Linked DNA regions of Mus musculus: region 2 is linked to region 1. The links are chromatin loops, found by intact Hi-C in ENCODE. Cell type or tissue: heart. All regions are shown on one strand. Links, peaks and the distances in the headings refer to the core of each region. The heading gives the core; the rest is flanking DNA.

Region 1 (5,371 bases), core at 173-5,172:
GCACACCTAAGGAACTGTCTAAATGGCGGCAACTGCTTTCCCACCTCAGCCATCACGAAGTACCACCACAGCTGGGGCATCAAGTCTCCAGTGTCCGTCAGGTCAAAGCCGCCTGCAGCTGGGAAGGTCTTCCTGTTCTAATCCATGGGCTCAATACAGGAAAGAGGGTGGGGGAAAGCCACCAATCCCTGAGCTCCCCAAGTTCAGGACTTGAGATCCCACCAATCCTTACTCCGGAAATCTCTGCATGCCCTGAAAAGCCCCGCCTCCGAATAAATCCTATATATATAACCCCTGTCCTTCGTTCACTTGCCAGGAGCAGAAACAGCCACTACTCTTCGAGTCTTTGTTCTGTACCCCAAACCCTCCCAATAAATCTGCTTTATGAGATTTGCTGCCTGGTATGGCTTTCTCATTGGAAGAAGCTAAGAAGAAAAGAAGCCATGAAGAGAAGAAGAGAAGAAAGATCAGGGCTGAGGCTCCCGAGCTGCAATGCCTCTGCTGAAGAGGCTTCCTCTCAGAGCGTAGCGGTTCCTGGGCCTTCCGAATCCCTGGATACCCTTCCTTCCATCTGAACAGGAACAGTTTCAATAGCTACAGCAGTACAGTAGCTCGTAAATGCATGACAGAAAAGGTGACGTTTGAACGCTTACATGTGCAGGATTCACTAAGGCAAGCAAGTGCAGAGAAAACCAAACTGCTCTAAAAAACCTTAGTGACCATGTGAGAAACAGCCTCGTAGTGACTTAACATCTGTAAGCTCAGCAGTCATGAATGAGGCTGAGACGAAAAGGCTGCCTTGAGTTTAGGGGACGGCCTGTGCTACCCGGTGATTTCCAGGACAGCTTGGCATACAACGGGAGATTCTGTTCTAAAAATTAAAGTTAACAAAAAACAAAAAAAAACAAAAAACAAAAACCAAGGAGAAAACACAAATCCCAGGGTTTCACTTTCCAGGACATTTGTGGTTCCACAGGTACTAATATACTTCCTGGGCCCATGTTCTTAAAAAACTTCTCTGGGCCAAGTTTGAGGCCAGCCTGCTCTACCTAGAGTATTTCAGTATACCGAGAACCCTGTCTAGAATCCCCGCTCCCCATGAAAAAAATCCCCAAACTAAAAACCTCTTTGGGCTCTTATTGCCATTAAATGGGACAGGAGGTGGCTGTAGGAGAGACCGAGATCCAACGGACTTCTGGGTCCCCTGAGATCACACTATCAAAACAACTCTTCTCCATTTTGCGTTGCGTTTTCTGGGTTCCGGGTGATCAAGTGCCTTCCTTTGTCGGGGACCTCCCAACAACTCTGTGAGGTACAAATTATGAGCCTCACTTTATACAACGATCTGTTCAAGGTCAGAAAGCAGGGGAAGGGTAAGGCACAGAACGAATGCCAAGAGGCCTGATGGCCACCAAACTAGAGACTTTCCGGGGACGTAAGCAGAAGACGAGTGGGTGGGGCTCGGGCCCTCCCTCAGTCCCCCGGAGAGGCCTCTCCAAAATGGTGGGGGCAGTGGCGTCAGCAACGCCCGGGCCCCTTCCGTCCACCTCCCTCCCTCTTCCTCAGGCCACCCAGGCGGGAGCGGGGGGAGGGGGGAACGGAGGCGCAACGCAGTCGCCCACGTGACCGCCGATCTTCGGGCGCGTGACGCAAAGCGGCGGGCCCAACGCTCGCTCTGCCTTGTGGGAAATAGAGTTCGAGAGGACGTCCGGTGAGTCAGGAGAGAGAAACCTAGGACTACATTTCCCAGGAGGTAGCGGAGCGAGGCGGTAGCCGCCGTCGTCGGAGAGCGGGGACGCGGGGCGCGCTAGCGGGCGGGGGCGAGCTTCGGGCCGGTTGTGCCGTTGCGAGATTGCAGCTGTAGTCGCTCCGGCCGGTCAAGGTGAGTGGACGCAGTTGATGGGAGTGAGGACAGCTCAGCTAATCTCTGTGTGTTGGGGTTTTCCTCTTTTCTGGGCGCCGGCTGGGCCCCGGCGAGGGTTAGGCCTAGCGTGCGGCGGCTTCCTCCACGCTCGGCCCGGGCCTGCTCCGAGCGGGCCCTGCTCCATCGGCTCCTCCCCCTCCCCGCCCTTCTCCGCTTCCCTCCGCTCCGGCCTAGTTCTCCGGGCTCCGGCCGCCTTCTCTCTGAAACAGCTTGCACACTTCTGTGCACTGTGCGGGAACGACGGCTTCCACCAACTCCATCTCCCCCCCGCCCCCCAAATCCTGTTTTACGAACCTCGTTATTTGAATTTTTTTTTTCCGGGAACTCTTGCACGCCCTTCCCCCACCAGTCTCCATTGGCCTGGTTCTGTCTTCTAGGGCCCATGTGGCTGCTAGCACACTAAATGTTAGTACTTCTTCTGTGTTTGTTTTTTTTTTAAACTTGTTTGTTCTTTTGTTTTGTTTTCTTCCTCTCTTGGCCAAAAGAGGCCTATTCCAAGTTTATTTCCTATCGGAAAAATAGTTCCCACTTTCTTCCTTTGGTTGCAAGTGAGGCCGACTTGCGTTCCTTCGGTGATTGGCGTGTGCCCTGCTGGTGAGAAGCAGTTGTGTCCCACACTTAAACAACTTTTCTCTTATTTTCTTTGCTCTTGTGATTCTTAATGGGTGGAGCGTGGCGGCGGTAGTTGGCGGCAACATTGGTGGCCCAGAAGTTGGAAGCCATCGGTGAGAGTCCTATGTTAACGAGGAGCTTGCTAATTGGATAGAAACAATATGGCAAGGACGTTATAGGACAGAGCCAAGAAAGACGGCTTTATCAGCTTTTGCGTTTAAATTTCAGTTTTTACTTTAACGTACTTAAGTTTTTTTGTTTTTTTTTTTCTTTTTCTAAAATGGCAGTGCACAACCCTGGCTACCTTTAGTGTAAATATTCAACGAAATTCACTGACGGTTAACCCCTTGTTACCGGGTATGGGAGTTTTCGATTGTGGGTCCTAAGTCGAAAGGCATGTATCCAACTGTCTTTTTTCAGATCTTTCCTAGTTTTGTTTGTGGAAATACTGTCCGTGTGTAGTCAATCCTATTATTTAGACAGCTTAGGTGTATATATTATTCTGTATAAATGTTAAAGACGGCTGGTGCCTTGAAACTTGTGGAGAAAAGTTGGTCTTTGTAGTTTTTAGTTAATTTGCAGATGTGTATCTTGAATTAATATTAGTACTTAGTGAATCAAAAAGTAATGCAGCGAGCTTGCTTTGGCAGCACACATACTAAAATTGGAACGATACAGAGAAGATTAGCAATGGCCCCTGCGCAAATGCAGCTATTTTGGCATGATTGCTTTTTTTTTTTTTTTTTTTTTTAATTTTTGTTTTGCCTAAGACAAGGTCCAGGCTGGCCTCTGAACTCTGTATGTAGCTGATACTGGCCTTGAACTCTTGAGCCTCCTACCTCTACCTTAGAGCGGCTTTTGCCCCTACACCCAACTTGTTTTTGTGTGTGTTGTTTTGTTTTTTGAAGACAGGGTCTTACTGTGTATCTCTGGTTGACCCAAGATTCCAGCCTCCCACTGCCTCGCAAAGGTGAGCCCACCACTCTGGTTTGATTACATTTTGTAAAAAGAACTGGTTGAAGGTTACTACATGTCTGGATGGCTGGGTGTGGTGGTTCTTGTCTTTAATCATAACACTCCGAGGCAATGGTAGGCAGGTTTCTGAGTTCCAGGCCAGCTAGAACTACATAGTGAGAACTTGTCTCAGGAGTGGGGTGGTGGGAGGAGGGGAGAGAGAGAGGCACAGACAGATACAGAGACAGAGAGACACACACAGAACACACTTAATACAAATATCATTTGTTTTTCAGTTCTTTTAGTACCCATGTAGGATCTCTAGTTTTAGAGATTGATTTAGTCTCTAGGTAGGGCCTCTCCTGCCTCTGTCTCTTGAGTGTTGGTGATTGCTGAGGTGAACAGTCACACTTAGTAGGATTGGTATTTTAGTCTGCAGACTAAATACAGCCCTGTTAGAAAGGGGTGCTAGTAATTGTTAGTGCTCCAGTATGCAGCATGTATCTTTGCTACCAAGTGTGGTTACTTTGGAGTTTGGATTGTTTAGTGAGATTATGGGTCACATTCTTGGGGTGTAGTTCAGTGATAGAGAGCTTTTTAGAATACTGGTTTTCCTTAGTGCAAAAGTAAGAAAGAAAAACTATGGTGAGCTGGGCCAGATAGACCTGTGTGCTCTACCCAGGACTTGAGAGACAGAAACAGGTGGATCTCTGAGTTCAAGGTCAGCCTGGTCTAGGCAGCTGGGCCTGTGTAAAGATCCTCCCTTCAAAAATCCAAAACTATAGAAAATGAAAAGTGACCTGCTTTGTATTGGTTATTTTTTGGAAAAAACTCTTGGAGTGTGTCCAAGATTTGCACAGAAGAGGTATTAGGCTGCCTGAGGAGCACAAACTTAAGTTTATTTTAGTCGTCTCCCTCTCCCCCCTTGAGACAGGATCTCTGAGACTAGTCTGTCCTAATGCTATCTCCAAGACATCAGTCACCATGCTTTTATATAGTTTATATTGGACAGATTTTTAAAATGCTACCTTGCTTCTTTGGAGAATTATGAGATCCTGAATTGAAGGAAATGTAATTATGCTATCGGTCAAATACTAGATTTTGGTGGATTGCTTCATACTTATCAGGGTCAGTGAACTGACTGATGTGACTGTGAGTGGGTGAATGGTTCAGTAGTGCCTGGTAGCCTACGTATTCCCAGCATGTGTTGAGGCCCGTGAATACAGTGCAGGAAGCCAAGGCCAGTACGATTACCAGTTGAAGTACTGCCTGGCAGCTGATATGTACACCACGTTGCCCTCTGCCTCTTCTTCCTGAGTGCTTGGGCTAGAGAGTGTTACCATACCTAGCCAGAGTTCTTTTGGAGGAAAGTGAGGAACCCGTTTTGTGGGGTATTAGAGAGAGAATACTCAGGTGGAAGGAATAGTAGGTGTTCAGACAGGAATGGATAGATTTCCTTCTTTTTTTTTTTTTTTTTGGTTTTTCTAGACAGGGTTTCTCTGTATAGCCCTGGTTGTCCTGGAACTCACTTTGTAGACCAGGCTGGCCAGAAATCCACCTGCCTCTGCCTCCTGAGTGCTGGGATTAAAGGCGTGCACCACCACTGCCCGGCTAGATTTGGTCGTTCACTTTTTCTTTTTTTAAAGAAAGCCAAGTATGGCGGACAGGTATAAGAGGGTACAGTAGGTTAGTGAAGGGTTTTTTTCACTAGTACAGGTGAAGAGAGGAAAGATTTGTGACTTAGGTTGTGGGAAGTGATTCATATATTAGATCACTCTTGGTGTAATGAAACACTATAGGGGGTAATGAAGAGGCTGGAGATAGCACTTGCCTGGTGTAGAATAATGGATAGAGGTATAAGTTAGACTTGTAGCATAGACT
Region 2 (5,371 bases), core at 315-5,314, 90 kb after region 1:
TTCGGGCTGATAAAAAGGATGCAGGAACCACTCCATCAAACACAAGCCACTGCCTCTGCTAACTGGGTAACAGGCTGGACAGACACAGTCCATTGGGCGGCGGCAGCAGCAGCTATCTACTGCAGAGGTCCTGCAAGTCTCCCAGTTTTCAGGAAGAAACCCAAGCTCTCCAGTAAGGCTGCCAGACCTGCTACCTCCTCCACCTTACTGCCCTTATATGACACTAAATGTAGCCCATGAGTCATGGCAGCTGTATGTGCCATGAACAGTCTCACCTTACCCTTCTTCTCTCTGGCCTCCCTGTCGTCTCACCGTCCTCATTGAAGTGTCTTGTCACTTACAACAGATACTCGAAGCGGGGCAGTGGTGGTGCACACCTTTAATCCCAGCACTCGGGAGGCAGAGGCAGGTGGATTTCTGAATTTGAGGCCAGCCTGGTCTACAGAGTGAGTTCCAGGACAGCCAGGGATACACAGAGAAACCCTGTCTCGAAAAAAAAAAAAACCTAAAAAACAGATACTCCCAGCCATTTACCAGGGCTAGGTGGCCTTCTCTACCACCCAGAACACCAGAGCATACCTCTGCACCCTCCCACTGGGCTGTGACTATTGGTTTGTTTACCATCACCCCAGCCCAGGCTGTGGGCTCCCAGAGAGCAAGTCTGACTCTGCTAGCTGAGCCTAGCCTGTGCCTGCCAAAAAGCCAAGAGAAAATAGGCCATGCATCTACGAGGCACGGAGGCCAGTGTCAGGGCAGGGGATAGACAGCTGGGTATGGAGGCACAAGTGTTATTCTTCACGGGTGAATCGTGCCCTCTGCCAGGCTGGGACTGAAATGGACTGAGATGAGAACAGAGCCAGACAGACTAGGAAGTGTCTACTAGCTCAGGGCAACAGACACAAAAACTCTGCTGGTATTGGGCAGGTTAACCAGAAAAAAAAAAAATCCCCTGGCATACTGTGCAGTGGCACATGCCTATAATCCCAGCATCAGGAAGTAGAGTCAGGAAGGCAGTCTGAGCCCAGCCTGGGTTACATCGTGAGAGCTGCCCCACAATCCCCTACTCCTTCCCCCACCAAAGGAAAAGACACAAAAAGAAATGCCTCAGTACTAGTGAGGCTGAGACAAGAGGATCACTGTGGGTCAAAGCTAGCTGGGCTACTCTAAAAGAAACAAAGGCCCATGTCAGAAATGCATGAGGCAGGACATGGTCTACACTGGGTTGTTTAAATAGCAGAAAGACATCCCAATCATGGAACCAAACCCATTTCTGTATAGAACCCCACAATGAGGAAGGGACAGACTAACCTGTGTAAGAGATGCAAGACCTCTCAGAATCCACATGCGAGCTCTACATTCTTACATTATCTCTAAGTGACTTTTGCTTACAGCTTTTTAAAAATTTTTCTTTATTATTATTATATCTAAGTACACTGTAGCTGTCTTCAGATGCACCAGAAGAGGGAGTCAGATCTCATTATTGTTGCTTGGTTGTGAGCCACCATGTAATTGCTGGGATTTGAACTCAGGACCTTTGCAAGAGCAGTCGGTGCTCTTAACCACTGAGCCATCTCTCCAGCCCTGCTTACAGCTTTATAGTTTACAAAACAGCTGCAAATACATAATTCTAACTGATCTTCCCTGACACACATAGGAGCATGCATATTTCCTAGAAAAAATTAGTGAGACTCCTAAAGTCACTAACTCAAACGTTGAGGCAGGAATACATGTTTTCTCATGCTAAATCTGCATAAGCTTGTTGTTTCTGTAACTGTCTCCACACACCTGAGATAGCCAGCCTCCCTACAGATCTGCTCTCTATACTCAAGAAAGCAAGAGGAACTCACAGCCCAGGAACAAGGGTTTCAAACCACGGGCAGTCACCCAAATATCAGACAGGAGAGCAGGACCAACATGGGGTTGTGCAAACCAGGGTTCAGGCCTTAGCTTCCATCTTTCTCTTGCTCTGTTAACCCAGTCAATCCTTTGTGGGCCTCAGTTTCCTCATTTTGAAAAGGGGAGTGGTAACATTTCCTTCATAGGATGTCCAAAAGATCAGCTTGTTATCCTGGGGCTAGCAGAAGAAAGACAAATGCCCCTGTTGTGTGTATAGGTGACCTGGTAGATAATCTCTCCAGACACGTGAATTTTCAGCTTGTACCTGAAGGGCTAATTACTAGGATCCATTTTTAGGGCTTTTTCCTCCTCCCCCTAAATGCAGGGTCTTATTCAGAATGCAGACCATGCTGACCTTGAATGTGTGAGTCTCCTGTGCCTCTGCCTTTCAAGTGCTAGGATTACAGTGATTCAATACCATGCCCTGCCTGGGTTCTTTTTAATTTTTCTTTTTTAATTTATTTACTTATTTTATGTATATGAGTACGCTGTAACTGTTTTCAGACACACCAGAAGAGGGCATCAGATCCCATTGCAGATGGTTGTGAGCTATCATGTGGTTGCTGGTATTTGAACTCAGGACCTCTGGAAGAGCAGTCAGGGCTCTTAACCACTGAGCCATCTCTCCAGCCCCCTCTTTTTAATAACTTTCTCATTCGTCTATTTTTGTTTGTTAGAATGCTGGCGATAGAACCCAGGGCCTTAAGCATAGAGACAAGCGCCCTATCAAGAAACTATACCTGCAGAGCCAATGTCTGTTTCAGGACAGAGAAACCAGAACTTGGAGCTGGCAGCTCTCTTCTCCTGACTGGACTGAGACAGACATCAGGGCTATCCCTTTAAACCTGAATGGCATGACAGGTGTGGCTGAAAGGGGAGTGAGTCCTCCCCTGCTCTCAAAGGAACGACCGACCGACCGGAAGCCCTTGCTTTGTGCTCCGGATGGAGGCTGGGGGGCTGGGGAGATGGATTAGTAATCCTTTGACTCCAGCCAGGATTCCCTGGTGACAAAGACTCATGCCTGTGCTGTCATCTTCACTATTCCCCAACAGTGCCGCTTCTGCTCACTCTGTAAATGCAAGAGGATACACACAGCTCCAGTTTGTTAGGAAAATATACCACTGCCTCATTCTCCCCACGCTGGCTGCACTGTACTGCCTGGGGGTTACTAGTGAGGGCTACACAGAGCGAGCCTCACCCACTGAGGCGGCTCTGCTCTGGGCCTGTGGGAGAATACCTGCGGCAGCCAGAAAGGAAGTGACTCAGCCAGGGGGAAGTGGGAGGGGTGCTGGCAAAGGGCCTACACAGCTCCCCCAAAGTACATCCACTGCCATTAGGCAGCCTGTCCCCAGCAGCACTTGGTCATGCTGAGCACTGCAGCTGGACGCAGAAGGGACCTAAAAGCCCACTCTGCAGCCTGGGGATCCAGCTCTTGTCTCCTCCAGGAGGCAGGCTTTACAAATTAGCCCCATATGAGGAGATTGTGTAATCACCACTTACAGCCTTCAGGAGTTCCCCCATGGGCTCCACTAGAAGACTGAAGTGCTGGTCGGGGTAGGCTCGGAGCAGTTTTAGAAAAAAGCCAGAGCATCACCAGTCCCTGGGAGTGCTCAAGTGGGCTGGCTGCTCCTGAGGGCATTTCCCCAGCAGTCACTCTTAGAAGCCACCAGAATGGGATCTAGGGTATTGTCGACAGTCCTGTCACCAGCTGACCCCCTCCTCCCTGCCTCCGGAAGCAGCTGACGTGACAACAATAATCTGTCAGGCCGTGTGGGTGTCAGAGGAGGGGACAATCTTAATAGCTCTTTCTCGAGCTGTGCTGGCCTGGTATCTCCCATCCAGAAAAGCAGCCAAGCACACTGGCTTGGTTGACATTTGTGATGGGTCTTGGATCTGCAAGGGGCCTTGTGAAGAAGGGATATTGGCGCAAGTTACTGACAGCTCTCCCTTGTCATACCAGTCCGCTCTAGCTCACTGGCTAGAAAAGAAACTCACAGCAAGGAAGATCCTAGCATGTGACTCAGGGGCCCTTCAGCTCAAAATATCAGTTACTGCTCTGTGGGGTTGACTCAGCCCAATGACACGGCTGCCACAGGGTCCCATATGGAGTTCAAGTACTGTCACCCAAAATAGCTGAAATCAGGCAAAGAGAAAGCAACAAGAGATCAAAGAAGGGCTGGCTGTGCCTAAGAGCCACCTTTCTGTCTACTTTGTGACCTGGACACCTGTTTCTGGGCTCATAGCTTCCTCACCTGGAGATGGGGGTGGTGGTGGCACTGCCCCCAAGTATGGTGCACCCCGAGGGACTGTCCTCAGAACCAACATGCATGAGAGGAACCAGGCCAGTGTCTAGCCCAGGTTTTCAGAGTGGCACGGGAAAGCTCAAGCTGAGCACACAGACATGCAACTTTCCCTTACATTGTCTGCAACGGCTTTAAAAAGAAGCACTGCGTCATCCTACACGCAAGGCCATTTGGATCAGAGCCATACAAAGTTAAATTTCACAACTTTGGGCTTAAGATGTAGCTCAGCTGGGAGAGCACTTGCCTACCTCCCAACACCACAGAAACTGGGCATCGAGGCATATTCCTGTAATCCCGGTACTTAGAGGCTGAGGTAGGAGATTCACAAGTTCTAGGTCAACTTCATTGATTTCCAGACTGGTTTGGACTTGATGAGACCCTATCAAAAACACCACCACCACCACCAAGCCTGCATATCTTTAGTTCCAGCACTTGGAAGGCAGTGGCAGGCAGATCTCTGAGTTCAAGGCTAGCCAGGTCTACAGAGAAAGTTCCAGGACAGCCAGGGCTACACAAAGAAATCCCATCTTGAGAAAAACAAGCACCCTGCAATACTGCATGTGCATATGAACCTATTTTGGTTAAAGAAATTAACACCCTTCAATGTGCACAGGGAGTTTTGAGAAGAATCCAGAGAGAGGGAGGGCTCTTGTATTTCTTATTCATATTCTTTTGCATTCTTTGGTTATTCCCTATAGTTATTATAATGATAATTTTGCTTCTTGAGAAGGTGTACTCTGGTGGCAGGTGGAAGCTTACTGCCCCAGTCTTATGGCGCTGTCTGCTAAGGCAAGGGGGTCCCAGGAGCTAAGGAAGGAAGGGTCAAGGTCAATAGTCCTGGGAAGTACAATCTCCCTCAGACAGCTTGCAAACAAGTCTATAAAGAGCTTCCTGTTTGCCACCTGGTATCCATTGGACTGAAGGCAGGCATGAGCTGTCACTTTAGGGATATTCACAGATCACTAATGAGACAGCACTGGAACCTGACTATGACAGGCACTAAGCGACACTTGGTATCACAGTAACCTATTTCAGCCTCAGTGCAGGAACAGTTATCCTCCTTTAACAGCAGAGGACACTGGGGTCAGAATGATTTTGTTCAAGGTCATCTGGCCAGCATGTGACAGAACTGGCTTCTGAAGCCAGGTCTGACTGTGGCTAACATGGTTTAA

What was found. Peaks named below come from ENCODE experiments on the same cell type or tissue, not always from the same donor. Only the 100,000 strongest peaks of a DNase experiment are listed, where the experiment ranks them.
Region 2: a loop joins it to region 1, with 2.1 times the contacts of the local background. A loop is called at or near these places in 1 of 42 quality-filtered maps.

The regions. Positions count from the first base shown.
Region 1 is chr4:126,199,081-126,204,451 of GRCm38, reverse strand. Thrap3 (thyroid hormone receptor associated protein 3) reads left to right here and starts at 1,742. Exons shown (of 12, transcript NM_001356455.1): 1 at 1,742-1,882. It overlaps Gm25323 (a small nuclear RNA gene), which reads left to right and starts at 3,175; the gene lies at 3,175-3,277. In heart, for the core only: a CTCF peak has its summit at 2,531; DNase peaks (open chromatin) are centred at 1,601, 2,601 and 4,721; H3K4me3 peaks cover 3,542 bases; H3K27ac peaks cover 3,216 bases.
Region 2 is chr4:126,108,787-126,114,157 of GRCm38, reverse strand. All of the region lies in intron 1 of Stk40 (serine/threonine kinase 40), which reads right to left. Among named protein-coding and RNA genes, the nearest start is that of Stk40, 7.5 kb to the right of the region's middle. In heart, for the core only: CTCF peaks have their summits at 1,443 (motif pointing right), 2,390 (motif pointing right), 3,125 and 3,325; DNase peaks (open chromatin) are centred at 728, 3,187, 3,627, 4,197 and 1 weaker place; H3K4me3 peaks cover 1,879 bases; H3K27ac peaks cover 3,586 bases.